Linked DNA regions of Homo sapiens: region 2 is linked to region 1. A link is a contact called in ENCODE Hi-C or POLR2A ChIA-PET data. All regions are on one chromosome and are shown on one strand. The core of a region is the stretch at or near the end of the contact, and the rest is flanking DNA. Distances in the headings are between cores, read along the strand shown.

What was found. Hi-C counts contacts between places; a loop is a spot of excess contacts on that map. ChIA-PET counts read pairs that join two places held with the same protein, here RNA polymerase II (POLR2A). Pooled maps may share reads with other maps.
Region 2: a loop to region 1 is called in a pooled map, with 2.3 times the contacts of the local background. The contact joins the enhancer-like site here to the promoter of PRDX4 in region 1. A Hi-C loop is called at or near these places in 1 of 50 pooled maps. POLR2A ChIA-PET finds 5 or more read pairs at or near these places in 3 of 52 experiments (AG04450, B cell and OCI-LY7).

Annotation. Positions count from the first base shown.
Region 1 is chrX:23,664,675-23,670,731 of GRCh38, forward strand. It overlaps PRDX4 (peroxiredoxin 4), which reads left to right and starts at 2,819. Exons shown (of 7, transcript NM_006406.2): 1 at 2,819-3,137. The coding sequence starts at 2,897. RefSeq lists enhancers at 1-334, 2,578-2,872 and silencers at 2,622-2,801, 3,152-3,281.
Region 2 is chrX:23,879,705-23,886,402 of GRCh38, forward strand. APOO (apolipoprotein O) reads right to left here. Exons shown (of 9, transcript NM_024122.5): 2 at 1,141-1,248. Among named protein-coding and RNA genes, the nearest start is that of APOO, 25 kb to the right of the region's middle. RefSeq lists an enhancer at 3,115-3,881. Within about 2 kb of position 5,212, at least 7 of the 41 ENCODE cell types and tissues checked have a DNase peak (open chromatin) inside an H3K27ac peak, as active enhancers do.

The DNA.
Region 1 (6,057 bases), core at 1,569-4,068:
CTATGAGCCACCAGAAAGTGAAGAGCTGCCAGATAATGTTATGGGTAAGGACACACCCTCCCTCAGCAGAAGGAGGCTGGCATCATCTTTTTCATCCTTTACCTCCAGGAAGCAGGGGCCGGGAGGCAGAAAGCAGAGTATACAGTGGGCAGAACTAGGGTGAGGGATGAGTTTGGAAAGGGGAAATTTTCTATCTGCCACAAAAGATTGTTTCACAAGGAGTAAGGATAAAATATGTGAAAGCAACTTGAAACTGAGGCTGTCTGCAATATTAGGTGTTATTTATAAAATCAGGTGTTTGCAATGTCAGTTGCTTACTGTGGGCCAGGTTCTTTGGGAAACAAAGACCTATTACACATTGATTTCAGCCCCAGACAGCCCACAGTCTAGTAGAGGAAAGACAAACTTAGGATGGTTTCTGCAGGATTCAGAAAGATAACAGGTGCTTACAGAAAACAAACTTAACATGTTCTCACTTAATTGTGGGAGCTAAAAATTAAAACAATTGAACTCATAGAGATAGAGAGTAGAAGAATGGTTACTAGAGGCTGGGAAGGGTAGTGGGGGGCTGGGGAGGAAAGTGGGGATGGTTAGTGGGTACAGAAATATAGAATGAATAAGACCTAGTATTTGATAGCACAACAGGGTGACTATAGTCAATAACAATTTAATTGTATACCCTAAAATAACTAAAAGAGTATAATTGGATTGTTTGTAACACAAATGATAAATGCTTGAGGTGATGGATAACCCATTTGCCATGATGTGATTGTTACACACTGTGTGCCTGAATCAAAATATCCCATATACCCCATAAATATATATATATACATATACATATATATATACATATACCTACTATGTAGCCACAAAAAATTTTTTTTAATTTAAAAAGAAAGATAACAAGCACTTGCAGGAGGACAGAGGGCACCCTGGGATCATACAGGCTCATGCCTGTAATCCCAGCACTTTGGGAGGCCAAGGTGGGCGGATCACAATTAGCTGGGCATGGTGGCGCGCACCTGTAATCCCAGCTACTCGGCAGGCCGAGGCAGGAGAATTACTTGAACCTGGGAGGTGGAGGTTGCAGTGAGCCGAGATTGCCACTGCACTCCAGCCTGTGCGACAGAGCGAGACTCTGTCTAAAAAAAAAAAAAAAAAAAAAAACAACCTAACACAGGGTTAAGTTGCAACATTGCCTGTTTGCCCCATAGTTCCTTTCCAGCTGGAAGAGAAGAAATGGTCTAGGGATATGGCTTTTCAGGTTAGACTTTTCTTCTCCAAGTTTTCTGGGGACCTGAAAAGGGCTCCGACTTGAGAGAGGAGTCATGGCTGTTCACAAAGATCACTGCAAGGAAAAGAATAAGAAATGTCTGTTAGAGGGATAAAACGCGAGCTATTCAGAGGCAGAAAGGTCAGTTTCCCTTTGAGGGGCGGGGGTGGCGTGGGATGAGGAGGCTTTTTGGGAGAGATGGGCGTGGAAGGATGTCTAACAAGTGCTGGCGGCGAGGGTCGTTGGCACTTCAATGGTGGGAAGACAGCCATGGGCGAAGCTTTGTGGAAGAAATAGGTGTGAAGGATGAGAAGGCCTACAACAGTGCTGAGGGCGCGAGGCCAGTCACCTGCGAAGTTTTGTGTACAAGATGGGCCCAGAAGGATGAACAGGGTCTAAAACAGTGCTGAGGGTGGGAGTGCAGAAGATCGGTCACAAGTGACGACACAAGGTGGTCTTAGTCCAGTTGGTGGACGCTCGGTGGCCTGGGCCTGCCCCCAGTGCGCAGACGCACACGGCAGGTTGCAGCGGCAAGCGGGGCGGTGCCCACGGCGGGGAGATGGGTGGGGAGGGCAGGGAAAAGGCCAGGGGTTGGGTGATGGGGTAATTGTCAGAAAAAGGAACAACACTGCTGGGAGAGTTTTCTGGTAACTTTTCAAGTCTTCATTTAAATTAAAAAAAAAAAAAGCTGTCTTTGAAACAATAGATTAGGTCACTAAAAACTGCCTGTACGCCCTTGCATGCTGGAGGAAAGTAAATGGTTAGACCTACCCTCCCTAAGTTTTTCCAGGACTTAAAAGAGCTGCAAGTAGTGCAGATCATGGCCCCGTTCACACAAATCACTTCAAGAAAAAAAATTAGTAAATGTCTATTAGATCTTGAAACTTATTCCTGTCTATCTGGAACTTGGTAACCTCTGACCAACAACTAACTCCCCATTCCTTCCCTCTCGCCTCGCCTTCCCTACTTCCCAACCTCTGGTAAGCAGCAGGGTAAATACAGTCAATAATAATGTATATTTCAAAATGAATAAGAGTAAATTTGAAATGTCTCACCATAAAAGTCATAGGTAAACAAGGCGATGGATAAGTTAATGTGATGTAATCATCCCACATTGGATACATATTTCAAAAAATCACATTGCATCCCACGAATGTATACAATTATGATTTGTCAAGTAAATATAATTTTTAAAAACGTTAAGTGACTTTTTAAAAAGCTTATTAGAAGTATAAAATGCAAGCCATTCACAAGCATATAGGTTAGATTCCGCTTGTGAGGGGCTTGTGTGCAGTGGTGAGGCTTTGTGGAAGAGATGGACGTGGAAAGATGTCTAAAACAGCGCGGAGGTCAGGAGACCTTGTCGCTGCCTTCACAGAGTTGGGCAACGCTCCCGGTCCTGGTCAGCCGCGGGACGCAGGCGCAAATGCAGGCTTGGGATGGGGGAGGTGCGGCCGGCGCCCACGTGGCGGGGCGGGGAGCAGATAGGGGGGGTAGGGGGAGGAGCTGGTCTCGCGAGGCCGCGCCCCGGTTCGCGCGGGCGTCGTGCACGCGGTTGTAGCTGCCCGGCGGCGGCAGAAGCGGCGCTCGCGCCAAGGGACGTGTTTCTGCGCTCGCGTGGTCATGGAGGCGCTGCCGCTGCTAGCCGCGACAACTCCGGACCACGGCCGCCACCGAAGGCTGCTTCTGCTGCCGCTACTGCTGTTCCTGCTGCCGGCTGGAGCTGTGCAGGGCTGGGAGACAGAGGAGAGGCCCCGGACTCGCGAAGAGGAGTGCCACTTCTACGCGGGTGGACAAGTGTACCCGGGAGAGGCATCCCGGGTATCGGTCGCCGACCACTCCCTGCACCTAAGCAAAGCGAAGAGTAGGTGGTGTCCCGCCAAAGGGTGGGAGGGGAGATTCCGGAGACACGTGTACCCCGGTTACACCCCCGGAATCTGGGCTTGGGCGGCACCCCCTGGGCTGCCTCCGGGCCCTGGGCGGGCCTGGTTCTCACCTAGGAGGGCGGGGAGGGGAATAAAGGGGAGTTCTAGCTGTGAAGAAAGGTATGGTTTCCACTGATCAGATTTTAGAAGAGGTAGTGGTTACCCCAAAAGCCGCAGCTGAGGGAAAGTGGGTGGCCCTAGTCCCGAGTTTGCATCGAGGATGTTGGGCAAACTGAAACAGTTCCTGAAACATCTCAAAGTGCCTTCAGCACATCCTGTCTTTTTCAGGTACTATTTCAGCGAAGGAAGACATTGATAGGTTGAATAATGATTCACAAAAAGTTTGATTAAACAGAAAAGTTGCTAAACACAGTGCTCGGGAGGTCAAACATTTCATTTTTCTTTCTTCCTTTTTGTTTGCATCTTACAAAGATTATTACTGAAAGCCACCTTCCCCAAAGCCTGTGTAGTTAATGGATATTCCTTATGTTTCTCAGACATGAAGAACCTATTACAGAGTGTACTTTTGAGGGAAATGGGGGAAAAGGTTAGAAGTATGCATTTGGGTTGATGATAAACCTCGTGGCAAATTTGTGTCCTGCCAATTTGGTTTTTGATTATTTGCATTTCTGTCCAGTGTACAAAGCTAATGGCCACTTTCAGGAATGACACGTCAGACGAAGTAGATACTGTGAAAGTTGTAGCCTGCTACATCTGGATGTTAAAATTAACCAAAAGTGAACAGTGGCTATAGATAAAGGCTGTCTCTTGCTTGCTATTCAGTAACCTGCTTTTCCTGCAGATCATTTGACATTCTGTAGGTGTGTAGTTGGTTTTTATGGTTCAGTTACAGCATGTTCCATGCCAGTATTCAGTGAAAAAAGTAATGCTTCAAATTCTGAATCCCTAGAGTTAAATGGAATGTTGTTATGACTTAGGATGGGTTGGTTGGGAGTGATAAATGAGAAAAACTGTTTTGTCCTCTTAAACATTTACAGTTCTTACTTGCTGAAAGTAAGTACTTTCAGTTAACCACTTTGGGACTTTTTTTTTTTTTTTATTTGAGATGAAGTCTTGCTCTGTCACCCAGGCACCCAGGCTGGAGTGCGGTCGCGCGATCTCGGCTCACTGCAACCTCCGCCGCCCGGGTTCAAGCGATTCTTCTGCCTCAGCCTCCCAGGTAGCTGGGACTACAGGCGCGCACCACCACACCCGGCTATTTTTTGTATTTTTAGTAGAGACGGGGTTTCACTATATTGGCCAGGCTGGTCTGGAACTCCTGACCTCATGATCCGCCTGCCTTGGCCTCCCAAAGTGCTGAGATTACAGGCGTGAGCCACGGTGCCCAGCCTACTTTGAGATTTTTAACAAAACCAGTCTTAAATTTTAAAATCAGTATTTCCAAGTCCCACTGGTTTTACTTGCCTGGGAAAGTATTTTAAATATGTCAGCCAGTTAAGTGTTTACTTACATTACATATATTTTCCATAGGAAACAAATCTACTTCAAAGCTTTCCCTTTACCAGCAAAACTTAACATTTTAGTTGTTTACTACATTTCTCTGTCACATGTAGGCTTATCTATAATTAAAGATACAAAGACTTTTGTTAGTAAAGACTATTATGGAGCCATTAAGGCCATATTTTCAAATAATTTTTAGTAATATCAAAAACTGTTCATAATTAATTTACTGTTTCCTTTAAGGAGAAAAAAAAGGCGGGATGCAACACGTGGCAAATTTGTGTTTAAAAAAGAACGGAAAGGCCAGGTGTGGTGGCTCACGTCTATAATTTCAGCACTTTGGGAGGCCGAGGCCATCCGATCACCTGAGGTCGGGAGTTCGAGACCAGACTGGCCAGCATGGTGAAACCCTGTGTCTACTAAAAATACAAAAATTAGCCGGGTGTGATGGCGCATACCTGTAATCCCAGCTACTGGGCAGGCTGAGGCAAGAGAATCCCTTGAACCCGGGAGGCGGAAGTTGCAGTGAGCCCAGATCACACCACTGCACTCCAGCCTGGGCGACAGACTGAGACTCTTGTCTCAAAAAAAAAAAAAGTAAATAACTAAAATTAAAAAAAATAAGACTAGAAAGACAGACATCAGAATGTTAACAGTAGTTGATGGGAGTTATGGAGAGAGAGGATTTAAGTATTCTTTGTACTTCTCTGCATTTACCAGAATCTTTATGTTAATTACATAATTTATATTCAAGACAATTTTTGTTTTTTTAATAAATGCAAGGGATTGCTTTGGGAATTCCATTTATAGATCTTAGCAAAGTAACTACCATTCTTAACCAAATATTTCCAAAATCAATTTTCAGAACAAAATTTATTTTTCAAATATGGTTTTCCCAGTATGCTAAAATCATTAAGGCGTGTCATTGTAATAGATCATTACAATTATTATAACCTCTCACTTGAGTAGCATTTTAAGTAATTTATTTAAAGTATATATAATTGAATACTCTTCTGCTGTCTATTTCTCCCTCCTGGCCTTTACCTAATCAGATCAGGATTATATATATGAGGTAGGATGCTGGCTCAAGATAAGTAATCATATGTTATATATTAATTTTTAAGAGAAATTCATGTTGTTTGTCTCTATTTTGGAGTGACCATAAATGGTGGCTGTTACAGAGAAGTATAAGCCTTACTTTCTAGGACCCTTAGCCAAACTTAGAAGCAAGCATTGACTTCAGTGTTTGTAAGGGGTCTGAAAGTATAAGTGCTATCTGAATGTGTTAACAGAGCATGAAGGTGCATTAGTATCTAAGTGTGTTGGCTAAAATTACTGTACGCCCTTACAAGAGAGCAGCATGAACTGTTCAGTTTCCATTGGGTCACTTGAAACCTG
Region 2 (6,698 bases), core at 3,962-6,461, 220 kb after region 1:
GGTTAAAAAAGCTTGAGAGTAACCAAAGGGCATGTCATTCAGTTCAAATGATTGGTCTGATGTTAATCAAAGCAGGACAGCAGGTTTATTCTCCACCCAGAGAACTTCTTACAGCCACTGCTGGCTGCCTTCTTTACCCTCAAAAATGCCACTGTGCCAAGGCCTGAGAAGCGAGTAAAGGGCAAAAGATAAGCTAATTAGCTTTATGTAAACACCAATCTAGTAACCCTACCCAGGACTGAAGGTAGATCCTTACCTCACTTTATTCAAAGGCAACAGAAACTGAATATCCAAAATAATTAGTGGGAAGTACAGACCAAAAAGGAATGTAAACAGTAGAGAGAAGATTTCTTGTTTTTTTTTTTTTTAAATTTAGTATTTATTAAGTACATACTTATGAGCGGCTCCTCTAGCCAAGAAACAGAAAGGATCCAGATCTCTAATTTCTTAGAGAGGAAAAAATGTGAATATATTCTTGGCTCGATAAGAATCAAGATAAGCCAAGAATCAGGCAGACCACTTAGAAAAGTGAGTTGTGCTTATAACCTGTTGGGACACAGTGGATTCCCCAGTAAACATTTATAAAGTATTCCTTAATTGTGCCCTTACCTAAGTATCATTAAAGTTTATCTGTTGAAAAAGCCATAGTTTAATATTTCCCACAAATTAAACAAACTATAAGGAAATATATTTTCTCTGTTTAAATGTCTTCTGGCTGGGCGTGGTGGCTCACGCTTGTAATCCCAGCACTTTGGGAGGCCGAGGCAGGTGGATCACCTGAGGTCGGGAGTTCGAGACTAGCCTGGCCAACATGGTGAAACCTTGTCTCTACTAAAAATACAAAATTAGCCAGGCGTGGTGGCACATGCCTATAATCCCAGCTACTTGGGAGGCTGAGGCAGGAGAATGGCTTGAACCAGGAGGAGGAGGTTGCAATGAGCCGAGATCGCACCATTGCACTCCAGCCTGGGCAACAAGAGCGAAACTCCGTCTCAAAATAAATAAATAAATAAATAAATAAATAAATAAATAAATGTATTTTAAACAGTCACATCTTCCTGATATACAATTTGTAAAAAATTATCCTACAGTAACTAAATCAGACACTCAAAATATATCGCAACATGAACAACATGTTACCTCATCAACCTTCACGGAATTTTTGGGAGGTGAGTCCTTTTTTGGTGCTGCATAGACTTTGAAGGTGAGCAAGCTCAGGCTGGCTGGCCCCACGGACCTCTGAATTACCTGAAATGCAGAAGCAATCTTAAACCTCTCTATGTTACAGACCGAATGTGCAGAACATGAGCATATTCATAACCTCAGCCACTCCCCACCCTGAAAGGCTTACTGTGCTTTATTTTATTTTTATTTATTTTTATGTTTTCAAGATGGAGTCTTGCTCTGTTACCCAGGCTGCGGTGTAGTGGCGTGATCTCAGCTCACTGCAACCTCCAACGCCCAGGTTCAAGCGATTCTTCTACCTCAGCCTCCCAAGTAGCTGGGATTACAGGCGTCTGCCACCACACCCGGCTAATTTTTGTATTTTTAGTAGAGATGGGGATTTGCCATGTTGGCCAGGCTGGTCTCGAACTCCCGACTTCAGGTAATTCGCCCGCCTCGGCCTCCCAAAGTGCTGAGATTACAGGTGTGAGCCAGTGCACCTGGCCTACAAAATATATTTTTTTAAAAAATCAGCCAGGCATGGTGGTGTGTGCCTGTAGTCCCAGCTACTCAGGAGACTGAGGTGGGAGAACTCTTGAGTTTGAGGCTTCAGTGAGCCATGATCATGCCACTACACTCCAGCCTGGGCAATAGAGTGAGACTCTGTTTCACACACACAAAATAATCGCTCCACTAAAAAAAAAAAAAAAAAAAAAAAAAAAAAAAGATGGGCTGAGAGGAGGAGAGTTATGGTTTATTAATTTAATTGTGAATATAAAAAATGTGCTGGACGCAGTGGCTCACGCCTGTAATCCCAGCACTTTGGAAGGCAGAGGCGGGTGGGTGGATCACCAGGTCAGGCATTCGAGACCAGCCTGGCCAACATAGTGAAATCCCGTCTCTACTAAAATTACAAAAAAAAAAAAAAAATTAGCTGGGCGTGGTGGCGGGCACCTGTAATCCCAGCTACACAGAAGGCTGAAGCAGGAGAATCACCTGCACCTGGGAGGTGGAGGTTGCAGTGAACCAAGATTGTGCCACCGCACTCCAGCCTGGGTGACAGTGCGAGACTCCACCTCAAAAAAAAAAAAAAAAAAAAAAAAAAAAATTCAGACCCCTCCTGCGAAGGCCGTGGCAGTTTTCTAGGAGGGACGTTGATCTCCTTAGGTTGTATCCTGGTGCTGCTGGTTCTGCCTAATAATTGTGATGGGCACAAACCACATGAACTAATGTCAGCACTAGCTGGCTAATCTGTATCGTGGAAGCAAAAGAAATCTGTAGCAAAACTGCATTGAAATTAAGACCTCAAGATGCACACTTAATACTTCAAGATGTATCAATTGTTTTTAAACCAGTTAAAGTAACAACCACCCTTTTTTTTCTTAATGGCTTTCAGCTCTTTATTTGCTTCTGAAATATGGGAATTTGCAGCCATACGTTTCAACAGATATTTTTGTTATATTTTAGCTGGCATTACGTTTTGTATTACAGAATAGCCTCATCTTTCACATTACAGGCACTGCAAATCTCAGTAATATGATTTCCAAGATGCTAAATCATGCCTAAATAGTTAGAGAGAAATCAATCACTCATTTATTTTCCACCTCTCCTCCATCCATTTCCTTTTGTCTCATTTGAGCAGGAAATAAACAATTATTGAGCATGCCTTGTGTGTTAGGCACAGCCATAGAAATAGGAATATGGAGTAAGACATATCCTCACCCTGAAAGGGCTTCCATTCTGGTAGGAAGAACTTGATAGATGTAAATAAATGGACAAACTTTTTTTTTTTTTTTTACACAGGGTCTCACACTGTTGCCTAGGTTGGAGTGCAGCAGCAGGATTTCTGCTGCACTGCAACCTTCCCATCCCAGGTTCAAGCACTCCTCCTGTCTTGTCTCCCAAATAGCTGGGACTACAGGCATGCACCACCATGTCCAGCTCATTTTTGTAATTTTTGTAGAGACAGGGTTTTGCCATGTTGCCCAGGCTGGTCTCAAACTCCTGGATTCAAACGATCCACCCACCGCGGCCTCCCAAAGTGCTGGGATTATAGGTGTGAACCACTGCACTTGGCCTGGGACAGATTAAAAAATAAAATAAGGGAGGCTGAGGCACAAGAATCGCTTGAACCCAGGAGGTGGAGATTGCAGTGAGCCAAGATACTGCCACTGCACTCCAGCCTGGGCAACAGAGCGAGACCCTGTCTCAAAAAGTAAATAAATAAAAGAAAAGTGATACGGGAGGGGCAGGCAGGGAAATGCTGGGTAGAGAAGGGCGTGGTCCCTGGCTAGGGCTCCACCCCTGGGCCTGTGCCCACCAACCTAGGTGAGGACAGGCATTTCTGTTTTTGTGCCCAAATATCGTATTTCCCAAGACCACCCTGGCCCACCACACTCCCATCTTGTGCCTATAAAAACCCCGAGACCCTAGCGGGCAGGCACACAAGCGGCTGGACGTCAAGAGAAGCAGAGGCAAGGAACAACATACCAGCAGAAGAACACAGTGACAGACTCCGGCAGGCCACCAACAGCAGAACGGCAGGACAACGCGGAGTTTGGCTGAGGGCGGTCAGAGGAGAGCCTGGCTGCTAAGCGGCCTGACTCCAGGGGAAAACCACCTTCCCACTCCATACCCCTTCTGGCTCCGTTTCCATCTGCTGAGTGCTACTTCCACCATTCAATAAAACCTTGCACTCATCCTCCAAGCCCACGTGTGATCCGGTTTTTCTGGTATACTCAGGCAAGAACCCTAGGATACAGAAAGCCCTCTGTCCTTGCAATAAGGCAGAGGGTCTAACTGAGCTGATGAACACAAGCTGCCTACTGACAGCAAAACTAAAAGAGCACACGTAACACACGCCCACTGGGGCTGCAGAAGCTGTAAACATCCACCCCTAGACGCTGCCATGGGGTTGGAGCCCACACTCCCCACGACCTGCCCATCTGCCTGCTTTCCCTAGGGGTTTTGAGCAGTGGGGCACCTAAGAAGTGGGCCACACTCCCATCACATGCCCTGTAAGAGGGACAAGGGAAATTCCCCTTGTTTCAAAAGCATGAATTCTCCCGGCTCTTAGGCAGTTCTACAGAAAGACAAAACAAGTATAGGACATTATAGACAGAGGAATCAGCATGTGTGAAGCCACGAAGCTGGGAAACAGCATGGGAGAAGTGTAGGGAGTTCGAGTTTTGTGGGAGGGAGCAGAGTGACAGAGAGATGAGTCAGAGAAGTTGGTTGTAGCCAGATCATAATGGGACTCGTGTGGCTCACATAAAAGTCCTAGGTAATAAATACCAAAAGATCTCAAATAAGGATGGAATATAGAATCGAGTTTGCCATTTAGAAAGACGATTATTTCTCAGTGTGGCGCTTTAAGTCATTAAAGGGCCAGCTGACCAGTTATGGTGCTGCTAAAACAATGAAGGAAAGAAATAAGGGCCCAAGGAAAGATTGCACAGGAGAGGAGAAAGAGGAGAAAGTAGAATTGAGATAGTTTAATAGGCAAAATTAGCAGGACTTAGTGACCAAAGGGAAAGGAAGAGTGACGATGACCTTGGTTTAATTTTTATTTTCATTTATTTTAATTTTTAAACTGACAAGAATCGTGTATATTTATTGTGTACAACATGCTGTTTTGAAATATGTGTACATTGTGGAATGGCTAAATTGAGCTAATTAACATATGCACTACCTCACAAATTAATTTTTGTGGAATCTAAAAAGGTTGAACTAATGGAAGTAGAGAGCACAATGGTGGCTACCAGGGCAAGGGCTGGGGGGAGTTGGGGAGATATTGGTCAAAAGTACAAAGTTTCAGTTAGGAGGAGTAGTTCAAGAGATCTGTTGTACAACATAATGACTAGAGTTAACAACAATGTATTGGATTTTCGAAAATCAGGAAAAGAGTAGATTTTAAGTGACCTTGGGGTTTCCGATGGGTTTTTCTAGTTGGGTGGTGACACAGCATTCCTGAGAGAGGAAGTAGAAAAAGAGGGGCAAGTCTGAGGGAAAAATGATGAGTTGGTTTTGGACATGTTCCAGAGACCGACAGACAGCTAGAGGTCTAGTCATCTATCTATGTATCTTTTATTTTACTTGAAAAGCTAAAGTAGGCAAACTTAGAAACTGTTGTCTTTTGGAAATTAAGAAAAAGTTGACCTGAAATTTTAAGTCCATAAGAACATGTTTTTTGGGTCTGGACTTCCTCAGCACTTCAGGGGTGTATTTATTTCTCATAAAGCACAGTAAGGCCGGGTGCGGTGGCTCACGTCTGTAATCCCAGCACTTTGGGAGGCCGAGGTGGGTGGATCACCTGAGGTCGGGAGTTCGACACCAGCCTGGCCAACATGATGAAATCCAGTCTCTACAAAAAACACAAAAATTAGCCAGGCGTGGTGGCAGACGCCTGTAATCCCAGCTACTCGGGAGGCTGAGGCAGGAGAATTGCTTGAAACTGGGAGGCAGGGGTTGCAGTGAGCCGAGATCGTGCCACTGCACTCCAGCCTCGGCAAATATATATATTATATATATATATAAATATATAACTATATCTATACATAACTATATATATATAGCAGAGACAGGGTCTCATCATGTTACTCAAGCTGGTCTCGAACTCCTGAGCTCAAGCAATCCTCCCGCCTTGGCCTCCCAAAGTGCTGGGATTACAGGTGTGAGCCAACACACTCAGCCTATCTTTGATTTTAAATCTCAACTCATTTCCTTTAACATTTTATTGGATTCTTAATTATTAATTTCTACTTTACCTTCCCCTCTTATCTTACTTGTTTTTCTAGTTTTAATATTATTCTAGGCCTGCCTCCCTTTACTGCCTAAACTGTTTTCTTCTTCTTCCTCTTCTCCTATTAGTTTTCCTCCCTAAGCCTACCCTGATACCCATTCCACAGCAAGAACTGTGGCCACAAGGGTGGTAGCACCAAAGAAAGCTGGCTCCTGCAGCGGCCTTTTCAGCTTCCAGCAGGCTCTCAACAGACAAGCAAACAAAACAAAGAAAAAGCAAACCTCACCCCAGGAGACCTGGGAGACCTACAAATGAACACTCCCCAGGACCATAATTCTTAGTTTGCAGAGAACACATGATTTACTCGAGGATTTCTCAAACTCAGCACTACTGACATTTGGGTTGGGTCCTTCTTTGTGGGGCTGTCCTGTGCACTGCAGGAAGTTTGGCAGCATCCCTAGCCTCTACCCACTAGATGCCAGTAGCACCTCCTCCCAGTCACGACAGTCAAAAACATCTCCAGACACTGCCAAATGTCTCCTGGGGAGCAACTCTCCCACTGAGAACCTCTGATTTACTTGAGTAAGTATTACTTTCTGACATCTCTCACCATCTAGACTTGAAGAAAATCTGTATGTTTTAAAACCCATGGCCTCAAACATAGTGAGAAACCAGAACAATCACTACTAGGCCGGGGAGGTGGGAGTTGGAAGGAAGTGGACTTACTGAGAAGTGGCACAAGTGAACTTTCTGGGGTGAAACAATCTTGATTGGGGTATGGGTTATTCAAGGT